2 separate regions of the Mus musculus genome follow, and region 2 is linked to region 1. The links are chromatin contacts, found by Hi-C in ENCODE. All regions are on one chromosome and are shown on one strand. The core of a region is the stretch at or near the end of the contact, and the rest is flanking DNA. Distances in the headings are between cores, read along the strand shown. Region 1 holds the start of Tescl (tescalcin-like). Region 2 holds the start of Rpl27a (ribosomal protein L27A).

What was found. A loop is a pair of places that touch in the nucleus more often than their neighbours do.
Region 2: a loop to region 1 is called in a map of T-helper 1 cell, with 259 times the contacts of the local background. The contact joins the promoter of Rpl27a here to the promoter of Tescl in region 1. A Hi-C loop is called at or near these places in 2 of 37 maps with a recorded cell type or tissue (T-helper 1 cell and T-helper 17 cell).

Annotation. Positions count from the first base shown.
Region 1 is chr7:24,330,987-24,337,692 of GRCm38, reverse strand. Tescl (tescalcin-like) reads left to right here and starts at 3,728. Exons shown (of 1, transcript NM_001163810.1): 1 at 3,728-4,613. The coding sequence starts at 3,795. The coding sequence ends at 4,490.
Region 2 is chr7:109,515,009-109,522,077 of GRCm38, reverse strand. It overlaps Rpl27a (ribosomal protein L27A), which reads right to left and starts at 2,883. Exons shown (of 5, transcript NM_011975.3): 1 at 2,856-2,883; 2 at 2,430-2,493; 3 at 2,085-2,160; 4 at 1,436-1,610; 5 at 1-477. The coding sequence starts at 2,858. The coding sequence ends at 349. Snora3 (small nucleolar RNA, H/ACA box 3) reads right to left here and starts at 1,946; the gene lies at 1,827-1,946. It overlaps LOC115485611 (a small nucleolar RNA gene), which reads right to left and starts at 798; the gene lies at 669-798. It also overlaps a transcript of Trim66 not described here.

The sequences.
Region 1 (6,706 bases), core at 2,479-4,978:
TTTCACCTCCTACTGCAACAGCTTCCCACATTCTCATCTTGATAACTTTTCTTCTTCTTAATGGATGGAGTTGATGAGGTGGGTTTTGCAGCAGGAGCTCATATAGCCCAGGCTAGCCCCAGTCTCCCTATAAAGCTAAGGCTAGTCTTGAACTCCTGACCCCTACCATCTTTACCTCCAGAGTGTTGAAATCACTAGTCTGTGCCATATCTGACTTTGCAACAACTTGACAGGTGTGAAATAGAGTTGGTATTTTATCTTGGAATTTTAACAACTTAAGTGTCCAGGTAACAGGTCGCAGGGTTATAGTAATAGTTTATTTTTACACTGAGGAAACGTCAGCAGCCATCGCAGCTGTGCTCTGCACATTCCACCCACTTGCATGTTTTGTCATTCTTAATGGTAATTGCATGTTCATTAACATGCGGCAATTTGCAACAAGCAAAAAGACTCGTGGATTTAAATTTCCGGTCTGGTGCAGGGAACAATTACCCAGTGTGCTGGGTGTGGTGGCGCCATGTCTACAAGCGCAGTTCTCAGGATGTGGAGATAGGAGGGTCAGGAGTTCCCTGCGTTGAAACCCAGTCTCACAACAAAGCCAGTGGGGCTGGAGATGTAGTTCAGCGGTTAAGAGCACGGGCTGCTCTTCCAGAGGACCTGAGTTCAATTCTCAGCATCCACATGGCATCTCACAACTGTCTGTAACTCCAGTTCAATGGATCTAATGCCTTCTTCTGACCTCTGTGGGTACCAGGCATGCATGTACATAGACACACACACAAGCAGAACACAGGTACACATAAAAAAATAAATTCATAGCTAGTTTTTAAAACCAGTATAAAATACCAAAGACTAGAGAGGTGGCTCCATGGTTAGAGCACGGGCTGCTCTTCTAGAGGACCTGAGTTTGGTTCCCAGCCCCCACATCACAATCGCCTGTACCTCCAGCTTCAGAGGAACCTAAACCTTCTTCAGGCATCTTTGGAAACTGTACTTGTAACACACACAGACACAACCCCTTAAGTAAAAGGAAGGAATACAGCAGTTGGGTATGGCTGTGCGCACACCTTTAATCCCAGCACTGGGGAGGCAGAAGTGGGTGGATCTCTGTGGGTTCAAGGCCAGCCTGGTCTACAGAGCTAGTCCCAGGACAGCTAGGGCTACCCTGTCTCAAAAAGAATCTTTTTTTTTCTTTCTTTCTTTCCTTTTTTTTTTTTTCCAAGACAGGGTTTCTCTGTGTAGCCCTGGCTGTCCTGGAACTCACTCTGTAGACCAGGCTGGCCTTGAACTCAGAAATCCACCTGCCTCTGCCTCCCAAGTGCTGGGATTAAAGGCATGTGCCACCACTGCCCGGTTTAAAAAAGAATCTTAAAACAAGAAATATCAAATAAAGTTCATGTTAGGTACCATTAGGAACTTGAGGGAGGATCCCCTGTGTCTGGTGAGAAAGCATGAAGAAGGCAGGATCTTTTTGGACAACTTAGGAAAGAGGCCTTTAGTTGCTAAAAGCTGAATCCTTTTGAAGTGGAAGCAGAAAGCCAGCTTTCTCCGTGTAATACACAAGACACTTTGTCGCCACCTGCTGGCCACAATAAATCTTAAACCACACTTCCAGATTAGCGGGATTAGTGAAGGACTAATGACAGCGTCTCATGAGCCCAAACTGGTCTTGAAAACACTAGGTAGCTAAGAATGGCTTTGCACTCATAATTCTTTCTACCCTGGATTACAGGCATGCACCACCATGCACAGTTTCTGGGGTGCTGGGGTTCAAACCGAGGGCTTTGTGCTAGGCAGGCACTCTCCCAGCTGGTAGATGTGGTAGATGTGTAGTATGCTAATTAGAGGAGAGGAGAGTTCAGGACCATATGAAGAGATGATGGGACTGGGGGGGGGGGTGTGTCAGGAGATTCTGACCTAGGAGCCAGGGAGACCCCAGCTGTGTTCTGCAGTCAGTCTGCTTTTATGCCCTCCCTCCCACTCTCTGCACCTATCCTGTCCTTTCACTATATAGACAAGGACAGATGCCACCGCTTTCTCAGGTCCCTACCATCTCACTTCCTAGGCAGAGAGCTGAAGTGAGCTCCAGGAACAGCCCAGGACCCGAATGACTACAGTGTGACTCCCTAGGGAGTCTATTTGTGTTCACTCCAATGGAGAATACCACAAAAGAACCAAAAAAAAAAAAAACAAAACAAAAACAAAAACAAAAACAAAAAAAACAACAAAAACAAAAACAAAAAACAAAAAACAAAAAAAACCACTGAAGGAACTTATTGAAATTATCGGAGTATGCCTGAGGATTCACTTGAGCAGCGAGGGTGATGACTGGCAAGAGATGCATCCCTGGAGTTTCCTCTCAGGTCGACCTGCTGCCCACTCTGCTTCCACTGTGTATGGAGCAGGAGGGAGAGGGTTGCTGTGCTCCTATGCATCCAATGCTCCTCCCATCTACCGACAAGAGAATGATAGTAGCCGTGCCTTGTGAGAGTCTCCTGCAGGTCATCACAGCTTCTCTGATTCCCAGACATGGACGGCCACATCCTGCCTGGAAGGCAGAGTTCCGAATGGGAGTCATGCACTGTCATTGTCGTTTGGGTCCTAGTTCGAGAGCCTGCTGATGGGGTATGATATGGAAGGAAGTGTAAGCAGAGTAAACTCTCCCTTCCCATGTAGGGGTCTGTATAGTAGAGCCTTTGTGTGTGGCTTTGAGTGGATGTATAGTAAAGCCTTTGTGTCTGGGTTTGAGTGAACTGTTTAGCAAAGCCATTGCTATGTTTGGATTAGTGAGTAGAGGCTGAGAAATTGTTTTGTGACTATTTGAACCCTGAAGAGATGTCTCCCTGGAAAGTCTGTACTTGGCATGACATGAGAGCTTGCAGCTGCACAACCTTGGTCCTAAGACACTCCTGGGCAAACATGGAGTTCTTACTTGTGATTATGGCTAGCCATGGTGAAACGGGACTGAGATTTGTGTGGGATGTCTGCTCTCAAGGGCAGCAAGAGTAAGTTAACTTTGGTAGCTGAAACCCTTCCCAGCTCCAATTAACCTTGTATGATGTTTGAATAAAGTAACTGGAGTGAGCTAGCTGTGTGTCAGTCTTTTCCAAGAAGGCTGAACTCCTCTGTTCCTTTAGGAAATGAAGGCTTGGCATCTTGGTGAGCTTCTCTGAGCTCTCCCCTCCCCTCCCCTCCCCTCCCCTCCTTCCTTCTCCTCTCCCCTCCTCTACTCTCCCCTCCTATCCTCTCTCCTCTCCTCCCCTCCCCTCCCCTCCCCTCCCCTCCCCTCCCCTCTCCATCCTTCCCTTGAATGACTTGGAACTCAACTGTGCAGATCATGTTGTGCTCAAACTCACAGAGATTCTCCTGCCCCTACCTCCTGAATGTTGGCATCACTGGCCATTTTAGCATCTTTTGTAAGACAAAGACACGTATCTTTGGTTGTCCTAGGAAAACCAAAGCGTGCTCTCTCTTTTCATATATATAAAATTATATAATGTATAAAATATATAATAAACATATGACACATAATAGATGTAACATGTAACATAATATATAATATGCAATCTATAATACGCAATGCGTAATATACAACACATATATAATATTTATTTCAATATGCTTCATTTCACTGAATTTGGAGAGGAAAGAGCCTTCGGGGATTGTGACGGACCTGCCCTAACAGAGGTTGCTTTGATGACCTAATAAATCAGAACGGCAGCAAGGTGAGACCGACCAGGAAGCCCGAACCCTTCCACTGAGCGCCTGAGGTCGTTCCGAGCACACGGGGCACCATGGGCGCCTCCCTTTCGTCCAAGGAGGAGTGGGAGCGCGAGAGCAGGACCGACTTATGGTGGGCGCACATCCAGGAGGTGTTGAACAAGTGCGACTTCAGCTGGGAGCAGATCAAGCAGCTGCACCAGAGGTTCAGGCTGCTGAGCGGGGACCAGCCCACCCTACAGCCAGAGAGCTTCGACAACATCCTGGACTTGGAGTTCAATCCGATCCGCTCCAGGATCGTCCGCGCCTTCTTCGACAACCGGAACCTGGGCAAAGGGACCAGCGGTCTGGCGGAGGAGATCACCTTCCAGGACTTCCTGACCATCATCTCCTACTTCCGGCCGCTGCGGCCCAGTCTCAACAAAGAGGAGGCGGAGCAGAACCGCAAGGACAAGATGCGGTTCCTCTTCAACATGTACGACCAGGACGGCGATGGGATCATTACCCTGCAGGAGTACCGCCGGGTGGTGGAGAGCCTGCTGTCGGCGCACCCGCAAGTGGAGAGAGACACTGTGCGCTCCGTCGCCAATGCCATCGCCCAGGGCGCCTTGAAGGAGGCGGCCAGGGCGTCGGACCAGCCGCTGATGGCGGGCCAGCAGTATGAGGGCATCACCTTCGAGGACTTCGTCAAGACCTGGAAGAGCCTCGAATTGGAGGTGAAGATGCAAGTCAGCTTCCTGAATCTAGAAGCCACGGTCTTATGCCAGTGACCGGCGGGCTGCCACACCCACACTGGAGAAGCTGCCCCTTGAATCCGGCAGACTCTTGCAGCAGCTACAGGGTACATGGGACTTGATGGATTTCATCTCAAAGAATAAAGATGATCAAAAGAGATGAGCGGGGCGTGGCTGTGCTTGCCTTGAATCCCAGCACTCAGGAGGCAGAGGCAGGCAGGCAGATCTCTGTGAGTTTGAGGCCAGCCTGGTCTATTGAGTGAGTTTCTGGCAGGCCAGAGCTCACACAGTGAGACTCTGTGTCAAAAAAATAGAATGAATAGAACATAAATGTACCAATGGCCAGTAAACACGAAAATCGTAAGCATCCTTTGCCCATCTATCTCATGCAAGGCGCAATGGCTATCAATAAAATAAATGGTGGGTAGGATGCAGGGGCGCGAGGGAAGGAAATATGTACACACGATGACTGGTAGGGATGTAAATTCGTTCAGCTTCTATGGAGTCAATATAGAGAGGTTTCTGGAAAGCCTAGAACTAGAACCATCATATGACCCTGTGGGAAGCCGCCCTCACACTCGCCGTTACAAGATGGCGCTGACATCCTGTGTTCTAAGTGGTAAACAAATAATCTGCGCATGTGCCAAGGGTAGTTCTCCACTCCATGTGCTCTGCCTTCACCGAGTCGACAACTCGGCCGATGGGCTGCAGCCAATCAGGGAGTGACACGTCCTAGGCGGAGGATAATTCTCCTTAAAGGGGATGGGGTTTCGCCATTCTCTCTCTTGCTCTGGCTCTTGCTCTCTTGCTCCTAAAGATGTAAGCAATAGAGCTCTTGCTCTCTTGCGCTCTGGCTCCTGAAGATGTAAGCAATAGAGCTCTTGCTCTCTTGCTCTCTGGCTCCTGAAGATGTAAGCAATAAAGCTTTTGCCGCAGAAGATTCCGGTTTGTTGTGTTCTTCCTGGCCGGTCGTGAGAACGCGTGTAAGATGACCCAGCTATGGATGTACACCCAGAGGACCACGTAGATGCCAAACATCTGCACAGAGTGCAGCATCACTCAGTATTGCCACCTTACAGAACGAGCCCAAGTGTCCCTCTGCAGACGAATGAATGGTTAAAATGTGGTATATATGGGGTCGATTTTATCCATCCATGAAAACAAGAAACAAGCCAGAAACGGAAACACTACTCATTTGTGGATCCTAGAGTTTTATATAGATAACATGAAGTCATAGGATGTAAAATCGCCAAGTAGCCTGGGGAATGAACAGGGAGGAAAGGGGGTGGAGTCACTGTGGTCAGAGTACAGAGCACAGGTGTATGAAATTGTCTCTCGTAACTCATCACTGTGTGCATCAGACAGACCCCGGTGAAGAGAGTACCAGGGCATGCTGTGAGCATGCCATTAGGCTTAATGTCTTCTTGCTTGGTGAAAGAGCAGATTTGAGCAGTTAAAACTAGCTCGTTACAAGTAAAAGTTTGTCAAACCTAGCTGTATCCTCGTTGCTTGGACAAAATACTTAACAGGCACCGTTAGGGGGGAAGAGCTTGTTTGACTCAGAGTTTGAAGGCACAGTCCATGGTAAAGCAGGCCATGACTTTAACTCAGGGTTAAGCTATTTTTTTGTTAGTGGTGTCACTGTGGCATGCATTTGAGTGTCACGTCGTAGCCCAAGATGGCCTTGATAGTTGAGGGTCACCTTGTATTCCCATCCCCACTTCCCAAGAGCTAGAGTTACAGGCATGTGCCAACACGTCAGCTGTGGATGAGAGAGAATCCACAGGGCCCCTCCCCCAGATGAAGAGCTACTGGCGATCACTGGCTGTTGAGGAGAACCCATTTCCTTCTGAGATGAGGTCCCCTTCTCTCCTCACCCCCATAGGTTACCCAATCCCAAGTGGTCAGCCTTAGACTCAGATACATATGTATGATCAACACTGGTGGACTCTGTTGTATTTATGTACACATATATAACAATAATAAAGACATCTTGGATTTGAGAGTTAAGGGGTGGGGGATGGGAGGGACTGGACCAGTCTTGCTCAGGCAGCAAAGCTGTTGAGATATCATGGGTGCAGTGTCCCTGTCATATCTAAAAGACACTATCTTGAAGCAGGTGCCCTTGTCTTCTGCCCTCTTTTCTGCAATGCTCTCTGAGCTTCAGGTGTAGGGGTTGTGTTGTAAATGTATCACTTGGAGATGGACAGCCATGATCCTGTATACCCTGCATTTTGACCAGTCGTGGATCT
Region 2 (7,069 bases), core at 1,634-4,133, about 85 Mb before region 1:
CTAGGCAGTTGCTAGCAATCTGGATGGCAAGGTTTTTCAAGAACTTTAGATTTTCAGGAAAACCCATCTCATTTCTGGTCCTCGGGATTTTTTGAGACCAGGTTTCTTCACTTTGGACTGAAAGTAATGGCATTCATCAATTCTTTGAATATCAAGACCAATACACACGGGGATGTAGGAATTTACAACTGTGCATAGTTGGGCTACACTTATTCCCACAGACTGACTCTCAAGGGCCCACACCTCACCTCTTCCTAGAATGTTAGGCAGATTTCCAACATGCAGACAAGGAAGGATGCAAAGACCACATGGAAAATGTTAGCATTTAATTAACCTCCGGTGTGGCTTTTAAGCCACCAGAACACAGGCACCTCCAACACCCTTAATCTTCTCCTCAGCTCTTCTGCTGAAGAATTTGGCCTTCACGATGACAGGTTGCTTAGGGAGCTTTCCCTTGCCCAGAACTTTGTAGTAGCCCTATAATAGAAAGATTCACAACATACATCAGACACATAACACCCCAAGATTCAGGTAGGACTTGACTTATTCCCCCTTTTCAGGTATGTAAAGCCTGGCCTCTAACTCAAATGTAGATCAATATGGGATCATAGAGATTCACCAACTACACCTCCATAGTTGAGAGTATAGCATATGCCAGCCCAGATAGGCCATGTTTCTGATCTGGGCACTAGAAGGGACACTGAAGGCCCCTACCAATGAATCAAGACCAGCGATTCTCTCCGAGAACTGTAGCACACCAGGACAAGCACCATGTCAGGATGTGACTCTAGCCTCGGCCAAACACCCCCCCCCACTCCTGACCAGTTACACCCTACTAAATATAGTAGGTTAGGAATGATGGGCCCATGAAAGCCTCCCTGTGGTTTGGGTCTCTGCACTTAGGCTGGTGTGGTTTTTTTTTTGGGGGGGGGGGGGATGGGGGTACTTTTAACAATATAGGGCCTTAAATAATGAACACTTTAACCTGCAAAAAAAAAAAAAAAAGCCAGGATGTGCCTTAAGACCATTCTGGACCAACTATATACCTCAAAAAGCAAACCTGTTAGAAATGGAAACAAGTGGGAACCAAGCAGAGGAAGAGTTATTAGCATGTGACCAATTCAATCACCTGCAACAATTCTACTAAAATTTTCTAATAGGTAATGGCCAAATGTATATATAGGTTTGGCTTTCAAATAAGACCGTGTATTAAAGGTCCCATTAAGAGTGACAAGGCAGGCTGCTGGAGAGATGGCTCAGCTCTAAGTACTGACTGGACTTCCAGAGAGCCTGTGTTCAATTCCCAGCAACCACATGGTAGCTCACAACCATCCATACATAATGGGATCCGATGCCCTTTTCTGTTGTTTTTCTCTGAAGAGTGTTCTCATATACATAAAATCTTTTAAAACGAATGGCAAGTCAGTTCACTCACTGATCGAACAACATCAATGATGGGAGCAACTCCAGTCTTGTTTTTTGCCGCATTGACCCGTGTCTGCTCGCTGACCAATGTCCACAGTTTATCCAGGTTGACTGTTGGGCAGAAGCTCTGGTTCCTCTTCAAGTGGTAATGCCGCATACCAACTTTCCCAAAGTAACCTGGGTGACTGGGGAGGGAAGGCAACCATCTTCAGAGCCTCACTGAGAAAACTTATCTTTGTAGTTGTCTCCTAGTGAGTGTAAGTGTTCACTACTGTAAACATTGACACAGCAGGCACCAGATACAATTTTTGAACTAAAAGTCAGGTCACTCAGTAGCACCCCCACTCCTTAAAGGATTCCCTAAATAGGGTGCAACGTAACTTTGAATGGGTTAACTTGACATATGTCACTAACCTGGTGACTGACTGTGCCAGAAAGTCCACACAGCCAGTGAATAAGGTCAGCAGTTATTCTTCGAGGACTTAAGCACACTAAGGCAACAAGCAATACCTGAGCGTGACTCTAGCCTCGGACAGGTCCCCTCAGTTCAAGTGCAGCGTTTACTTGCTAAAGCTAGCCATACCAAATGGTAAGAAGCCCGTTTCCAGGGAGACACCGTCCTAACTCACCCCTTCAGCCCCCACTTCCAAAACACTCACTATTTGTCAAAGTTGATCCTGTGGTGGTGCATGCCTCCAGCATTCCCGCGGCCGCCTGGGTGCTTGCGGTGCTTACCTGTCGGCACACAAAGCAACTTGTGTGACTTATAGCTGCTCACATGCCCTTATTCCTGCTCTCAGTTTACCATCCGTTTCTAAGCCCGATTTATCAAGACTCGGGGATAGAAGGAACATTTACGGCATTTCACATCCCAGCGGCATGTGTTTAACTCTCACCCCGCTACCAACATAAAGTAGGGGAACTGCAAGTGTTTCCTTCCACCCACGGATGTCTACTTTCCAACAAAACTCCAAAGGCCAAACGCCGAGGAGGCGCACACTTACCGATGCGGCCGTGGCCGTGGCTCACGTGGCCCCGGAGTTTCCGGGTCTTCCTCAGTCTGGATGGCTGCGTGGGAAAAACAGCAAAGTGGTTAGGCCTGCTTAGAGGATGGGGAGACCGGGGAGAGGGCAGCAATGCCTGCCTGCCCGGATCAGGCCTGCACACGAGGACTTGCCTTCTGGAGCACCGGCTAAGCCGAGGCCGGGACTCAGAGCGTGCTCAGCCGCCCGGGCCCGCACGTCCACGCGATCCCAGCTCTGGTCGGAACACGCGGCCCCACGTTCCTCGCCCCACACCCGAGTGGGTCATCCCGCCCCGCAGGCTACGCCCAGCCATGGAGACCCACTAGGACCATAGCAAGCAGCTGAAAGGCTGGGAAGCAGAGCCCCGACCCTCCGCGATGGAGCGGAGGCCAAGAGAAGACCTACCATGGCGGTGGCAGAAAGGGAAAAGGGAGGAGCTCACGAAGTCTCGCGAGGTAGCAGGCGCGGGGGCGGGACCAATGCTTCATTTCCGGCCAGGAGGCCGGCTTCGGGAAGGGCTCCTGACGTCACGGCTCCCGGCGCCCGCCTCTTCCTTTCCGTGTGGATGGGCGGGGTGAACCGGTGGCGCCCGCCCCCGGAAGCCCCGGTAGCTCCTCCCTAGTCGAGCGCCGCTGCGGCCGGTCATCGTCGGAGTGCACTGTTCTTTTCTGGTGCGGTTGGTTTTTGTCTCCGGGCAGCAATGGCGGTGGCTCAGAGCATCGGCAAGACTTCCGCAGGGCCTCTGACGTCCCTTAAAGGGACACTGCCCTTCTCTTTTGCTCTGGTCCTCTCTTCATGTCCTGCCAAATTTGAACAGCCTTCTGTGCTTCAGGGATCTAGATTCTGTAACTATTTTGTATAAACATCACATTTGAATTTTCTCCAGACTCTGGCTGGTATGCTTTTACTCCCCTGGACCCGAGGTTCCCAGCCCAGCGTGCTCCTCATACAAGTATTTTCCGTGTCGACCTTCTTGGACCTGTTTTGTTACTTGTTTACTCGAACTATCACACTTGTAACTTCTAATTGCCAAGTTACATTTTTCTTCCCGATAGAGCCCAGATTCTCTAAGGGTTCAGGACTGGGCAATTTTGCTTGTTTTCCTTTTAAATCCATGAGTTCCTGGCGTGTAGCCTGCTTGCTAACAAAAGTGGTACACTTGTGCACAAGATTCTAACCCCTTAATCTGTTTTATTGTTTCTTACTTGATCCGTTAAACTAAAGAATATTCTAGTCAAAACTCTCAGAAAGCAGAGTGGGCAAATCCTGTCTGTCTGCTAGCTTCTTGCTCGGTGTTTAGTCCATTACAATCTGGGCAGTTTGACTTTAGCCACACCATTTCCTCAAGATCTTGTATTTGTTTTGAGACAGGGTCTTACTCTGAAGCCAAGGCTGGCCTTGTACCTCCTGACTGCTGGAGTTACACTCCTAATCGATTGGCTAGGCATGATGGTCTCGAACTTTCTCGTGTGGGCTGTAATAGCATATCTATGGCTGTCCTTGTTCAGCTCCTATTCAGGCAGTCCTGTTGGTGATACTATGGGTGTGGCTTCTTACACTCCTAGGACACACAATTTCACAGTAAAGCCTCTGATCTCTGGCTCTTACAGTCTTTCCCTCGCCTTAGGTGGAGGGGTTGTTTTACAGATTTATCCAGTGGGACTGGACTTCACACCTCTGCATTTTGATTGGTTATAGCTTTCTATATCAGTTTCTTTCTGCCTGTTGCAAAGAGAGCTTTCTTTGAGGGCTGAGGACTACCATTTTCTGTTATAAGGACAAATATTAGAACTACCCATGCCTTCACTGCTAGTATCCCAGTACCACTCTTGATTTCCCTAACCTTAACCTTTTGATCCTCCAGTCTTAGCTTCCCATGTTCTGAGATTTTAAGCATGTACCCTCATGACCAACTCTTTCTGAACTCTAAAGAATAGAGGAACTACCTTAGTATTCTACTACTTCCAATAGCACTCCAGGCCACAATGGTAAGACCCCCAACATCCTCAGAGCGCCTTGAACTTTACAAAATCTAGCTTCATTTTTTCATGAGACAAAAGACACAGAACTGGGTGACTTGTCCTAGGTTATAAAGTTGGTAGGGTACAGAGCCTGGACCTAGCCTTCCCCTTCCCTCTCCAGATTCCCCGTTTTTAGTCTCAGTGACCACTCCCTTTTGACCTCACAATACTCTGATCTTCATCTCTCCTTCATCTCACAGGCATTAATCATATACTGCCTAAGTCTAGCAGAAAGAGAGGTTTGAGAGTTGGGATCAAAATTTAAGAAGAGATCTGCTGCTGTCCCATATGTTCAAGGAATGAGCCAAATTACTTAGAAATTACCATTAGGGACGTGATCTATCAATGGAGGAAAGCTAGCTAGGAAGAGCCTTGGGAATAGAGGGTAACATTAAGTGAATTTTAATGGGACCTGGAGCAAGTATCAAGTCAGGGCAAAGAGCAGAACTAGAATCCTGTTTCTGAATAGTTTGCCAAGTGCTTTGGTTATAGATGAGCTACATCCTCTCCTCGGGACACCTGGCTGAACCTTACCCAGTAGTCTTAGTGACAGTTTGATCTCTAGAGTAGAGGGAGTGTTTGGGGAATTTGTCCAGCTGTGGTTTTCTAGACAGCTCCATTTCTTCCTCATTAGGCAACCAGCCCATTGATTCATGGTTCCTGTGCTCGTTCAGCAAAGTTAGCTTCTTCAGGTCTATCAGCCCTGACAAAACAGAGAAGGCTCAGTTCTTTATCTGAAAAGTTGAATAATAGTAGCCATATGTTAAGACATTAGGTCACCTCTCCCTCCCCACTGACCACGACCTTGAACGTGATACATGAGAACTGTTCTTTGTGACAATTCCATGAAGTATATCACAGCCTTGTGACATCGCAGGCATTTGAGCTACTTACTTTGGAGGTTCAGAGCTCAGACAACACTTGTGGAATGAGGCAAAGAGAGATGGTGCCAGGCAGTGGCTGCCTGGGGAGGCAGGTAAATCTCAGATCTCTCCTCTGGTCCTGGCAACACACTATCTTCTGAAAGAGTGCCCTGCTGGCCTCTTTCCTTTTTTTCTCAGGGTTCCTGATTTTCCTTAGGACTTCAGACAGCAGCTGTTCTTGGAAGTATGACCACTTCCAGACCTGTCTTCTTCTCCTTCTCCTTCTCCTTCTTCTTTTTTATTTTTTCATGACAGGGTTTCTCTGTGTAGCCCTGGCTGTCCTGGAAATCACTCTGTAGACCAGGCTGGCCTCAAACTCAGAAATCCGCCTGCCTCTGTCTCCCAAGTGCTGGGATTAAAGGCGTGTGCCACCACTGCCCGGCCTTCTTCCTTTTTTTTTTTTAAGGGATATATTTTCATTTATATGTATGTGTGCTGTTGAGAAGTCAGATGATGTTGGGTCCTCTGGAGTTACAGGTGTGTGAGCCACCCAGCGAGGTCACTGACAAGTGAACTTGGGTCCTCTGGATGAAGGGCAGCCAGTTCTCCTAAGCACCAAGGCATCTCTCCAGCCCCATGCCTTATCTTCTTGCTCTTCATCTTTAATTGGATATTAGGAAAACTTATGTTGCTCTCCTTCTAAAAGGAGACTACTGGCCTGTCATACCACAGGTCTTTAGTCCAAGTACTGGGGAGGCAAGACCAGGTGGATCTTTATGCATTTGGGGCCAACCAAGGCTACATAGTGAGAAGTACAAAAACTTGGAAGTCCATATTTAGTCTACAAGTGTTTCTAAATGTATATACATTATATATATATGTGTGTGTGTACACATGTAATGGGACAAAAATACACCATGAGGGGCTGGAGAGATAGCTCAGTGAGACCACCAACTGCTCTGCCAGAGGTCCTGAGTTCAATTCCCAGCAACCACATGGTGGCTCACAACCATTCATAATAAGATCTGATGCTCTCTTCTGGTGTGTCTGAACACAGCTACAGTGCACTCATATAAACACAAATAAACAAATCTTTTAAAACAAAAAAACAGCATGAAAAGAAGTTCTGAAAAAAGGAGGATAAACATCTCAAATCATAGTCTCACAAAACTTTATGTCAATTTTCAGATCATGTTTAGACGGTAATGGGCTATATGCAGAGTTAATGATGACAGTATGCTAATCTGTGTGTGTGTGAGTGTGTGTGTGTGTGTGTGTACGGAGAGTATGCATGTATATATGTATATACATGGAGGCCAGAAGAATAGTTTGTTTCTAGGTGTCATCTTTTGCTCTCTGCCTTATTCCCTTGAGACAAGGTCTCTCACAGTTTTGACTAGGCTTGGTTGGCCATCAAGTGCCTAGGATTCACCCATGTTCATCCCCCAGAGATTACAGTCATACACGGCTGTTTATGGATTTTTTTTAAATATGTGGGTGCTAGGGGTCATACTCCCGTCTGCAGGCTTTCGCAGCCAGGACTCTAACCACTGAGCCATCTCCCAATCCCCACATCATTTTCTGTATCATTGCCCAGGAATAAGGATTGGCTCATTTTATTTCTTGTGGTGCTGGGAATCGAACCTGGCACCTTGAGCATTCTAGGTAAGCACTATCACTGAGCTGTAATCTCAGCTTCAGGTTTATTTTCCACAGCTGAAGAGTAATTTGCCTT